Regions from separate parts of the Homo sapiens genome. Here all the other regions are linked to region 1. A link is a contact called in ENCODE Hi-C or POLR2A ChIA-PET data. All regions are on one chromosome and are shown on one strand. The core of a region is the stretch at or near the end of the contact, and the rest is flanking DNA. Distances in the headings are between cores, read along the strand shown.

Evidence for each region. Hi-C counts contacts between places; a loop is a spot of excess contacts on that map. ChIA-PET counts read pairs that join two places held with the same protein, here RNA polymerase II (POLR2A). Pooled maps may share reads with other maps.
Region 2: a map of CD8-positive, alpha-beta T cell shows a loop between it and region 1 (13-fold over the local background). The contact joins the promoter of TIMM9 here to the promoter of KLHDC2 in region 1. A Hi-C loop is called at or near these places in 1 of 168 maps with a recorded cell type or tissue (CD8-positive, alpha-beta T cell) and 10 of 50 pooled maps. POLR2A ChIA-PET finds 5 or more read pairs at or near these places in 1 of 52 experiments (CD4-positive, alpha-beta T cell).
Region 3: a pooled map shows a loop between it and region 1 (19-fold over the local background). The contact joins the promoter of EXOC5 here to the promoter of KLHDC2 in region 1. A Hi-C loop is called at or near these places in 1 of 168 maps with a recorded cell type or tissue (prostate gland) and 7 of 50 pooled maps. POLR2A ChIA-PET finds 5 or more read pairs at or near these places in 1 of 52 experiments (activated CD4-positive, alpha-beta T cell).

The regions. Positions count from the first base shown.
Region 1 is chr14:49,766,064-49,769,932 of GRCh38, reverse strand. KLHDC2 (kelch domain containing 2) reads right to left here and starts at 1,780. Exons shown (of 13, transcript NM_014315.3): 1 at 1,312-1,780. The coding sequence starts at 1,464. RefSeq lists silencers at 1,551-1,730, 1,901-1,980, 2,321-2,380.
Region 2 is chr14:58,425,699-58,429,567 of GRCh38, reverse strand. TIMM9 (translocase of inner mitochondrial membrane 9) reads left to right here and starts at 2,037. Exons shown (of 6, transcript NM_012460.4): 1 at 2,037-2,176; 2 at 2,326-2,514. It overlaps KIAA0586, which reads right to left and starts at 1,849. Exons shown (of 31, transcript NM_001329943.3): 1 at 1,105-1,849; 2 at 135-205. The coding sequence starts at 1,303. RefSeq lists enhancers at 1,578-1,767, 1,838-1,887, 2,902-3,845.
Region 3 is chr14:57,267,040-57,270,908 of GRCh38, reverse strand. EXOC5 (exocyst complex component 5) reads left to right here and starts at 2,004. Exons shown (of 18, transcript NM_006544.4): 1 at 2,004-2,287. The coding sequence starts at 2,261. AP5M1 (adaptor related protein complex 5 subunit mu 1) reads right to left here and starts at 1,938. Exons shown (of 8, transcript NM_018229.4): 1 at 1,521-1,938. The coding sequence starts at 1,594. RefSeq lists enhancers at 1,774-1,973, 1,621-2,204 and a silencer at 2,514-2,573.

The DNA.
Region 1 (3,869 bases), core at 531-3,030:
TTCCTTCTTGTTGCCCAGGCTGGAGTGCAATGGCGCCGTCTCAGCTCACTGCAAACTCCGCCTCCCTGGTTCAAGTGATTCTCCTGCCTTAGCCTCTCAAGTAGACGGGATTAGGGCGCCCGTCACCACGCCAGGCTAATTTTTTTTTTTGTATTTTTAGTAGAGACGGAGTTTCACTATGTTGGCCAGGCTGGTCTCGAGCTCCTGACTTCAGCTGATCCACCTACCTTGGCCTCCCAAAGTGCTAGGATTACAGGCGTGAGCCACCGCGCCCGGCCCCCTTTCTATTTTCTAACCACATTCATTGGAAACTGGGGAAAACACTGCAGATTCATTAGGATTGGCAAAAAATTACTTTTGCAGTTAAACCAAAATAAAGTATCAGGACAGCCATCTTTGAAAGCTATCTCAAAAATGGTCAACTATGATCAAGTCAGCTGTACCATAAGCTAAAAACAATCACAAAGCAAGTCATCCAAGGCACGGGCGTGGGGAGGGCGGAGAACATTTTCAAGACCAAAGAGGAATTTTGTGGTAGGACTGGCTCAGAGCCATCCTAGCAAATAAAATTCTAGATTTCCGAGGTTAGCAGGGTAAAGAATGGCAACTGGCTTTAAACTGCTAACTAATCACGTTGTTTATAACCAGGGGATCGGAGAGTCAAAGAGCTGCACTCTGTAGTTCATTTGATGCTGGGGATTTTTTGGTTACTGGTGGAGCTTTTCCATTATCTTAATAGGGGTGTCTGCTGAAAAACTTCAACCCAGCTGAAGCCAGAAGGAAAACAGTCCTGATGGCCATTTGCACAGGCGGGAAGGCTGAATAAGGTGGTTCCTGTAACCTTTTGGAATTCCAGTTTTCCTACACCTCGGCCTCCCTGTAAGTGGGCAGCGGTTCCCAGCTCCAGAGGGTGAAGTCCTCGTAGGCCGTCCTCATAACGCGTCTGAGTGATATCACACACCGTCACCTTTCACACCCCAACCCTTCCGAATGCACCGCCCAAGCAACATTAACAGGGCCTTCCCCGGAATAACGCTCCAATGGCAACAACGGGGGTGGGAGTGAGTTGGCTTTGTGAGCACCAGGGTGACATGACAGCAGCCCTGGAGGTTCGAGACGGGTTGGGGTACTCGAGAGAAGGAAGATTCCCGCGCGCAAAAAAAAAACAACCAACGGGCAGAGTCTGAGGTGGGGCGCGCGACGCAGGCGGGGAGCGCCCTCGGCGGCCCGCTCTGGCCTCCCCGCCTGGCCGCGAACGCAGACCCGAGTCACAGCCGAGCGACGTCCGTCGCGGCCCGGCCACTCACTGACCTTGTAGCCGCCCCAGACGAACATGTGGCGCCCGTCGCTGACGGCTACGTGGCCGCTGCGCTCAGCGGGGCAGGCAAGCTCCATGGACTCATAGCTCTCGAAGGCTGGCCCAGGCAAGTCGTCAGCCCGCAGATCCTCGTTGCCATCAGCCATCTTGAGGCTGCACTTTTGCTAACCAACAATGCCCACACCCGCGAGGGGCCAAAAAAACAAAGGAAAAGGAGAGAAATGCACAGCGGCGCGAGGCAAGGAAAAGGCGGTGGCGAAAGGGACGGCGTTGAGGCCTCTCTGCCGCCTGCGCTCGCGTTTCCCAGCCTCCTCGGCCGAGGACGGCTCTCCGCCGCCGCCGGGGCACGCCTGCAGACAGAGGGGCCGCGAGCGGAGCCGGGCGGCGGCGGCGCGGGCCCGGGACTCGGGGCACTGCAGGGAAGCGGTCCGCGTCGGGCCGGCTCCCTATTGCAGCCCGTCTGCCCCGCCTCCTGCAGTCCACGGCCTTGTTTACGCCGCGGCCGGAAGCCGCCCGTTCCGCTGACGCCGCCCGCCGAGCTCCGGAAGCGAGGCTGCCGCTCAGCGCCCCCAGCGCCGGGTCCTCCAGCCGCCGCCGCCGCCGCCGCCGCCTCTGCCCGCGCCTCCGCCTACGGCCTGGGCACCGCAGATCTATGGGGCCCGGCGACTTCTAGTCGCGCTTCGAGTCTCCTTTCACTGAGGGAACCACAGGGATAATGTCCTGAATCGGTCCCTGAAAGCTGCTGAATTTTAGCCGGATTGCCGCAATTTTTTTTTTCTTCCCGAGGATTTCTATTCGTTTGATTGAGGGATGATCTCAGAGGGTTCACAGCCCGGGCAGGGGCACCAGAATTGCTCCACTAGCAAGTTTCTGGTCTCGCCTTAGAGTCGATGCAGGCCCTGCTGTTCTGCGGGCGCGAGGGCAGTCGCTTAGCTCTCACGTGGGGCCCAGCCCGATCCCCGGGGGCCTCTCCTGAGCTCCTGCCGCCCCTGCCGGGCGCCGCCTCTGCGGGAATCTGACGTTGCCGCCGCCGCCGCTGCCGCCGCCAGCCGGGCTGCAGAGTTGGCTTGAAAAGCGTTTCCGAAGCCGTAACCACCCTTTTCTTCAGAAAGAAAGGCGGATCCTTTTCACGCACACACAGCTTTCTCTTATATGATACCTTTCAATTGGGCCAAAAGAAAATTACGAGTTACTGTGCTTGATACCTCACCTGTAAAATAGGGTGGGACAAAAATAATCTTAAATTCTTGATCTTACAGTGCCTGTAGAATTTATCGTGTTTGGTAGGAGGGACGTGCTTCATTATCTCCATTTCCCTCATCTTCTGGTTGGGAGCACTCCATAGAAAAGGAACACTTTGAACAATAAAAGGCTTTTTTTTTTTAATTATTAAAATGCTTATAGCCTGCCACTCCTCCCCTAGTGTGCCAGTGTGTTTACTTGAACTCAAGAACTTGAAAGTTACTTAAGAGGATTAATTAAAGCCTTCAACAAGGAAGCAAATCACCTTGAGGCTGTTAAGACCTTATCTGCCATCCACCCTGGTTGGTGCCCTCAAATCTGTCTGGTTCACAGAATTCCTTGCAGCAGTGTCTTCTCCCAGTCGAATTATGCTCACTAGACTTTGGGGTTATCGAAGTTCCTTGTGAACCAACCTCGTGAATCTGATCGAGTCACTTAAAAACCTTGAGCTGGCTCCCGTCGTCCTTAGTAGAATCCAAAATTAATATCTCGGCTGGGCGCGGTGGCTCACGCCTGTAATCCCAACACTTTGGAAGGCCGAGGCAGGCGGATCACCTGAGGCCAGGAGTTCGAGACCAGCCTGGCCAAAATGGCGAAACTCTGTCTCTACTGAAAATACAAAAAAATTACACAGGCTTGGTGGCCGGCGCCTGTAATCCCAGCTACTTGGGAGGCTCAGGCAGGAGAAACTCTTGAAGCCGGGAGGCGGAGGTTACAGTGAGCCAAAAGGGCACCATTGCACTCCAGCCTGGGCAACAAGAACGAAACTCCGTCTCAAAAAAAAAAAAAAAAAAAAAAAAAAATTCATATCACAGTGCTGTGCAAGAAGACCCAGCATGGTCCAGACCCAGCTTGCCTTTCCAGCTTCAATTCCTGGCTGTGTCCTCCTTCCAGCTACATTACCCTTCTATCATCGTTTTTGTTTTTTGTTTGTTCGAGAGAAGTCTCGCTCTTGTCCCCCAGGCTTGAGTGCACTGGCTCGATCTCGGCTCACTGCAACCTCCGCCTCCCGAGTCCAAACGATTCTCCTGCCTCTGCCTCCCAAGTAGCTGGGACTAAGGCACCTGCCACCACGCCCGGCTGATTTTTGTATTTTTTAGTAGAGATGGGATTTCACCATGTTGGCCAGGCTGGTCTCGAACTCCTGACCTCAGGTGATCCACCCGCCTCGGCCTCTCAAAGTGCTGGGATCACAGGCGTGAGGCACCGCACCCACCCAGCCTATATTTCGTATATATATGCCATTTAATAAAATACTATAATATCCACTTTGATTTACTTATTTATGTTTCAAACCATACTTTTATCC
Region 2 (3,869 bases), core at 788-3,287, 8.7 Mb before region 1:
ATAAAACATTTGTTTTGGTAAGTGATATTTAAATAAAAACAAGGCATGCTGCTAATCAAACATAATTTAAGAATGCATTATTTGACAATACTGAAAATTTTAACGTGAGCATAATTAAGAATCCTTTTGCTTACACTTTCTGACACCATGGGATTTTCTAATAGAGGCTGGTAACAATTTCTAGCAGAAGTTAAGTCTGATGAACCTAACAAAACAAAGGAATAGATTTTAGTGATTTTAAAATCAGATCCTTAGCTTTAGAAACTGTATATGCATGATTCAAGATCTATAAACTCCATATAACGCAGAAGTTGGAAAGACAATTTGCATGCAAAAAAAGTTAAGAAAATGTATTTAAACATATCTGAATGAAAGTTTTTACAGTTGATATTTGGGAAAATAAGGTTCGGTACTGACAATAAAGTGAGATTAAGCACGAAACATTTTAAAATATAACCATACACTATTGGATGTGGACAAACTATGGGTAGAAATATGTATACGATGTAAAGGTCTAATTTAACAGCAGTACTATTTGAGTGTCACCGCTGTATCCCCCAAAGAACAGCATTACAAAAGCGTTTTGCTGTTTTTGCTCACATATTCATTAATTTAATCCTCACAATTAGCAGCGAAGTGGGTAAAGCATATGTTATCCTTATTTTCACTGAGCTCTAGACAGATTAAGTGAATTGGAATATAGAAGCCATCAATTGGCAGAAGTCCTGCTTTTCCCACTATGAAAAGAAAGTAGTGAATTAGGTAAAAAGCACTACTTTGGGGGAAAACTATAAAAAACACTACGTGGGGGAAAATAAAGCACATTATACAAGTTAAGTGTATCCACCATAAATATAAAAAAAAAAATATGCAAAAGTCAATGCAAAAAAAAAAAAAAAAAGCACAACAGGGGACGTTAAAGTTTCATTCATTCCATCTATTCAAACATTTTATAGGCTTCCTGGCCATTTTCCCGGGAAACAGGGTCAGTTTTCAAACATCTGTACAAACTAGACTTATATCTTACGTTTGGGAATTTAAACAAATAAGGACTAAAGATTTACTAAACTAAAACTGGTTGAAAAACTACATGGAATCACATACCACGTGATGTTCCATTCAAACTAGTCCCCGTTCCAACAGGAAGACGTTTATTTGCAGACAATGCCGGAGGAACACAGGGCAACTCATCTTTCAGCAAAACCAAATGATCTCCATGATTTTGAGAAACTACCTCACGAAGTCTCTTCACTGGCATCTTAATCTTTTTTTTCTTCTCCAAGCTGACCTCAGAGCCTTTCATATTGTTGGTCACAAAACAAGTCCCACACTTAAGGACGGAAAAACTTTCTCTGTTTCCTTAAGACTTCAGAACAAAATTTTCACCTCTTTGCAATAACTGTTTTTAAAATGTCGAACATCCACAAAGCTGAAAATCTAAATTCTGATATTGAATCCAGGATTAGAGCTGACTATAAAGTCATATTTACCCATTAATCCCACTCAGTCTATTAATACACCACGCCAAAATGTGAAAGTGGGGATGACAAGAGAATGGCCACAGGAGCAACAATAACCATAACAGTGCACTCCCCAACCCCAGAGCTGGTAGGGCAAAACCAAACACATGTAGTGGCGGGCTTAAAATTTGTTGAGAAGAGGCAGTCAAGCAAATAAAAGCGAAATGCTATTTTTAAAATAATGACCCACATAAGAAGCGTAATAGCTTTCTTCAGCCACAGAGTCTTACACACCCCTCCAGATGCAATCGTCGGAAACATAAATTCACCCCTACGTATCTCCAGAACGCCCGAGACCCGCACCGTCGTGGGTGTAATCTGACAACAGCGTCAGTTGCCCGCAGGTCAACACCCACTTCCCTTCAAACCCGCCCTTGAGACACAACACGCATGCGCGCCAAGAAACTCACCCAAAACATCCAACCAGAAAGCTAAGCGCTCTCTGGTGCTCTTCCATTCCTCTCCGGGTGGAAACAAACTCCGGACATAACAGGGGTTTATTTATTTATTTATTTTAAGGTAGCACATTGCCGCACAAGACCGCTCTACAGTCTCATCCAAGACTTGAAGAGCTCCCGACTTGTAATACTACTTGTGTTTACCAGGGACTGTTGACACTGCTTCGCTTCCGAAGACCGTTAGGGACGTGGGATTAGGTAAATTAGGCTTCCAAGAAGTTTCGACAGATTCGGGTCATTATTGGAGAGGAAGTCGGGAATAGAAAGCGTTGTCTAAGCAGAAAATAACCGAAGTTAATCCTTAGGAGATTTTAGAATTCGCTGATGGTACCTGCTTTTTCTTCTAGATTTCCTCGCGTTATAACGAATCGGCGTCTAAGGGTTTAAGTGTCACTTGACATTACTGCTCCCACGTGTTCTTTCCCATCTGGCGGCCGCGGCTCCTGTCCAGACCCTGACCCTCCCTCCCAAGGCTCAACCGTCCCCCAACAACCCCCAGCCTTGTACTGATGTCGGATGCGAGAGCCTGTGCTTAAGTATGGTGTCTGTTCTCTGCCGTGAGAATCCGGGGTTCCCGGACGGGGGGTGGCAGGCTACGCTCCAGGAAAGTGGCGGGGTCTCCCGAGGAGGCCGCCGCACGTACCTGGAGCAGTGGGGGGTGCGAAGCGGGACAGCGCTTCGCCGGGTCGGGTGCAGACCTTCCTGGAGATGGTGTCACCTGGGCGAGGGTAGGAACTTTAGGCCCTGAGCCACCCCCAACCCGGATCTGGGGAGTCGGGGTCCTGTTTTGGGACACTGAATTAGACTATAAGGTATTTACGATGTGACCTTGAGCTGCCCGGGGGAAGATCCTCCTTTAAATGAAAATCGTCTTTAGACATAATACCAGGTCTAACACCCCTTCCCTGATCTGCTCATTTCCCAGGATGCGCTACTTAGAGCTTTCCCTTTACGCCTTACTGGAGGCTTTAGAATAATCAAAGCAGAAAATGTAATCCGATCTAAAAGCTAAATAACTAATTTTATTTCTTTTACATCTCGGCAGTCTACCTTCATAGAAGTCTAGACTTAAAATGGACTTTAAAGTCTGAGCGCGGTGGCTCACGCCTGTAATCCCAGCACTTTGGGAGGCCAAGGCGGGCGGATCACGAGATCAGGAGTTCGAGACCAGCCTGGCCAGCAAGGTGAAACCCCGCCTCTACTGAAAATACAAAAAATTAACTGGGCATGGTGGCGCGCGCCTGTAGTCCCAGCTACTCAGGAGGCTGAGGCAAGAGAATTGCTTGAACCCGGCAGGTGGAGGTTGCAGTGAGCTGAGATCGCGCCATTGTGCTCCAGCCTGAGTGACAGATCAAGACTGTCTTAAAAAAAAAAGAAAAAAAAAGACTTTAAGGGCTCAGCGTTAAAGACCCTTTTAATTATTATTTTTTTGTAACTTGCTGAGTTTCTCTAATGAGTTTTGTGTTGTTTTTTGAGACAAAGTCTCACTCTGTGGCACAGGCTGGAGTGCAGTGGCGCGATCTTGGCTCACTGCAACCTCCGCCTCCCAGGTTCAAGCGATTCTTCTGCCTCAGGCCTCCTGAGTAGCTGGATTACAGGCGCCCGCCACCACGCCCAGCTAATTTTTTTTGTATTTTTATTAGAGACGGGGTTTCACCATGTTGGCCAGGTTGGTCTCGAACTCCTGACTTGATTCACCCGCCTCGGCCTACCAAAGTGCTAGTATTACAAGCGTGAGCCACCGCACGTGGCCATTATTTTTTATTTTAGTTACATTTTCTCTTCGTAATTGGGCTCATAGGTGGTACTTGTTTGTTCACAATTTATTGTATATTATGAGTGTACTGAAAGAACTACAATGTCAGAGTCGCCAGAGACCTTGGAGATAGTT
Region 3 (3,869 bases), core at 755-3,254, 7.5 Mb before region 1:
CTTAGATGAACACAAAGTATCATGGATGTTTCTTTAAAATAGTGTTGAGAAATGTGACAAATGTAACATTAGGAAGTGAAGTCTAAAGCACACTTAATTATGTAATTTGAAAAATGCATACAATGAAAAAGAGTAACATCGAAGATGTTAAGAGTTATCTGTCAGTGGGAAGGGAACGGCAGTTAGAAATAGGTAACCAAAGGGAATATAAGTAAAATGAGAGATACTTTGTACGGACTGATGCGCCTGGTAAAACCACGTACTAAAGAATATTATTAATCTCCTGTATTTGAGGTCCAACAACAAATGTTGGGGTTAGTGTCAGCCAGAAATCCTGGGGGGAAATGGTAAACTCCAACTCTGATGCCCTCAGGAACAAAAACTGTTAAGGTTGCAAAGAAGGAATTTTTCATATCCCCATTGCCAACCAATTTTCATTTAAAATTAAAATCTTTTTTTTCTGCCTCAATCTCAATTCTACTATGGTACTACTTCACTATAAGCTTTCTTCAGGGAAGAACGAATTGTGACAAAAAAGAACTATCAATGGCCAGAGAATAAAAGGTGAAATAGACCCACTCGATTGCCACCAACATTTTACAATGAGTTACTGTACAATTCCCTTAACAGAGCTATTTTGATTACACAGGGCAAATTCTAATAGTGGGACCAGATCAACTTAACACAATATATGAAATAGTGAATACATTTTTTTGTGTTTCTATTTTCTTCAACAATTAGGAACTGTAAACTGATGATTTCTACCATTGACACATATTAACAAGATAAAAATAAAAGCCTGGGCGGGGCGCGGTGGCTCCTGCCTGTAATCCCAGCACTTTGAGAGCCAAGGCGGGCGGATCACGAGGTCAGGAGATCAAGACTATCCTGGCTAACACGGTGAAACCCCCTCTCTACCAAAAATACAAAAAATTAGCCGGGCGTGGTGGCGGGTGCCTGTAGTCCCAGCTACTCGGGAGGCTGAGGCAGGAGAACGGCATGAACCCGGGAGGCGGAGCTTGCAGTGAGCGGAGATCGCACCACTGCACTCTAGCCTGGGGAACAGAGCGAGACTCCGTCTCAAAAAAATAAAAACAAAAAAATAAAAGTCTGATATAACTTAGCATGGATTTTTCAGTAGAATAAGTTAAAATGTTCTGGAACGATTTTGTCAATGCATGTTGAAAAATCTGAAAATGTTTAGTGCTCAGTAAATTTTCTACCGTTCCCTTAGTCATCTCCATTTTAATTCTAAGCAGACGGAGGTCATTTTAAAACACAATACTAATAGAAAACATATACCGTAAATAATATGTACCAGTCATCAACTCAATTCTCACAACACTGTAAGGTAGGACTATTAAAATCTCCATTTAACAGACGAAACAGAGGTCTGTTAACTGGCTAGCCCAAGGTCACGCAGCTATTCGTGGCAAACCTGGGCCACGAAGCACCACAAAACTATGCTACTTCATCGATCTTCTGATCCATCATCCCTGAGGATTCAGATTTGCATTTACCTGGAGAATCTCACGGTGCCACAAAGTGGAGTTCCCGGTTCGTGGCTTATGAGCCACACTGCCCGCTGCGCCATGGTTAAGTCAGTAAAGCATTAGCTCATCTCATAATTAAGGTCGCCACCGAGGAACAGCGCAGACCGGCTTTCTCAGACAGACTCTTAACAGAAGCCCTGAGGCTCATCCTGCGCCGCATACCGGTCGCGCTCAGCAGAGAGGTTAGCTTTTTTAGGTGAAGTCACTAACGCTTCTGAGTCGCTCTAGGCCAACACACACCACAAAAAGTTCTAAGAACCCCAACCTATAACCTTGAGAAATTTACCTATACCCTGCAACTCCGGTATTTTCTTCCTCTAAATTCTACTTCCGGAATGGTGGCCCGCAAGGATCAAAGTTCCTCATACACGGTAGCGTCGAGCCTTTTTTCGGTTCTTTCGCCGCTCGTTTTATTCGCCGGCCCCTCCCGACAACCTCCCTGGCGCGCGCAGTTCCACTTCCGGCGTATGAGGCGGTGACAATGGGAGCAGCGCGGGCGGCGCCGGGAGGCAGCTGACAAGCGTTTGCGGCTTCGCTTCATGGCCGCTCTCCCGCCCCTCCTGGGATCTGTGGGGAGCTGGGGAGCCCGCAGCGGCCCGGAGCCGGAGCTGGCGAGCCGAGCGGAGACCTGTGCGCCGCGCCTCTGAGGCGCAGCATGTGAAGCGGAGACGGCATCCAGTGGGGGGCGAGCCTCTCAGCCGGCCGGGATGGCTACCACGGCCGAGCTCTTCGAGGTGGGCCCCGGCGGCTCTACAGGGAGTGGCAGGCCCGGGGTTTGCAGGCAGCTGGGTGGGCGGGCCGAGGAGCGGGCGTTTGCTGGCTGCCCAGGAGGAGCCCTCGGGAGAGAGGTGCGAAACAGAAGGGTTGGGGTGGCAGCTCCGTGTCAGCGCGGGCGGAGCGTGAAATGGGGGAGGGGTGCTTGGGGCCGAGGTGGGCTGGGCGGCCGGTCGGCAGAGAGGGGAAGCCGGGTGTCCCAAGGGAGGAGGGTTGCTTTTGTTTGTGGGGGCAAGAGGGAAAGTCTGGAAGGTTCGGGTGTTGGAAGATGTCTACTCCGGATGAGTAGTGGGAAGGGCTGACTCAGGACGAGGAAAGAGAGCCAGGAGCCTCAGGTTGGGCGAGTCTTGTCGCTGGGGTCCTCGCGGGAATAATAGGAGGAAGCCACTTGAGATCGGGACTCTTGGGGGCTTCTCGTTTTGAGTAATTATTCCATTAGTAAGGTTGCAGGTGGCATTCATAGGACTGCCAGTTTAACCTGACATTTGAAAAGGCTGGGACAATTTTTTTTTTTTTGGACAATAAAGGCCTACTTATCTCTTTCGACTGAAGAGAGATAGACTGAAGGGAGGCAAAATTCAAGTGAACACTTTATTTCATGTAATACATAATAATACACTCGAGGCATTTACGTGTATTATAAAATAAAAAAAGTTTATAAAATAAAACGAACACTTCGTTTCATGTATATAATGCACCTTAAGTGTATTATATGCATTTACATGTATTATAAAATCACCTAACTGCAAGCTAGAGAATCCTTAATATGTAATAGTGAGAATACTAATGTCTTTCCTCGAGCGTTTACAGTATCTAAACCTTAAAATTTAATTTCGTGAAGTCCGTTGTAAGAAGCTGTGATAAAAGTTTGAGATAATAGAATAGGAAAACTCTAATTAGGCTACAAAACAATGACACGTATAAAGCATCTCCTTGTGTGAAAGAAATGAAAACGGATAAGAAAAAGGAAAGAAAGACCCCTTTTTTGTGTGTGTGCTTGTGTTTCACATTGAGTAACAAAAGTGTAATAATTGAGAAGACTGTAATCCACAATAGGGAACTTCTCCATAAGTGAAAATGGTATCCTTTTTCTGCGTAAGATTCAGCAGTTTTTGTGGCTTACAATTTGAATGCCACAGTTTTAATAACAAATGGAAATTTACATTTGTTATTGTTACTATATTTTGCATATCAGTCAGCTTTTGGATAGATAATGCTTTTTTTGAGAGGAGTAATATATGTTATTGTTATAATAAGTTGTAATAAGACAGTAATTTGTGAATGAAGGATTGTAATTACAAGAAAGACTTCAGAGATATTGTATTTTCTCACTTAAGTGTTGGGAGATATGCTACATTAATTTCTGTAATTCCAAAATTGTGCCATCTGTTTATTGACACAAGAACGGGGAGACATTTTTCCTGCTAGGAACTTTTACTGTGTCCCTAGGTACTAAGTAGTGCTGTGGTTCCTTGTTTTATTTTTCACATCTTAAAAAGGGAGAAAACGATGAAGTTGTATGAGATCTTTAATTAAGGTATT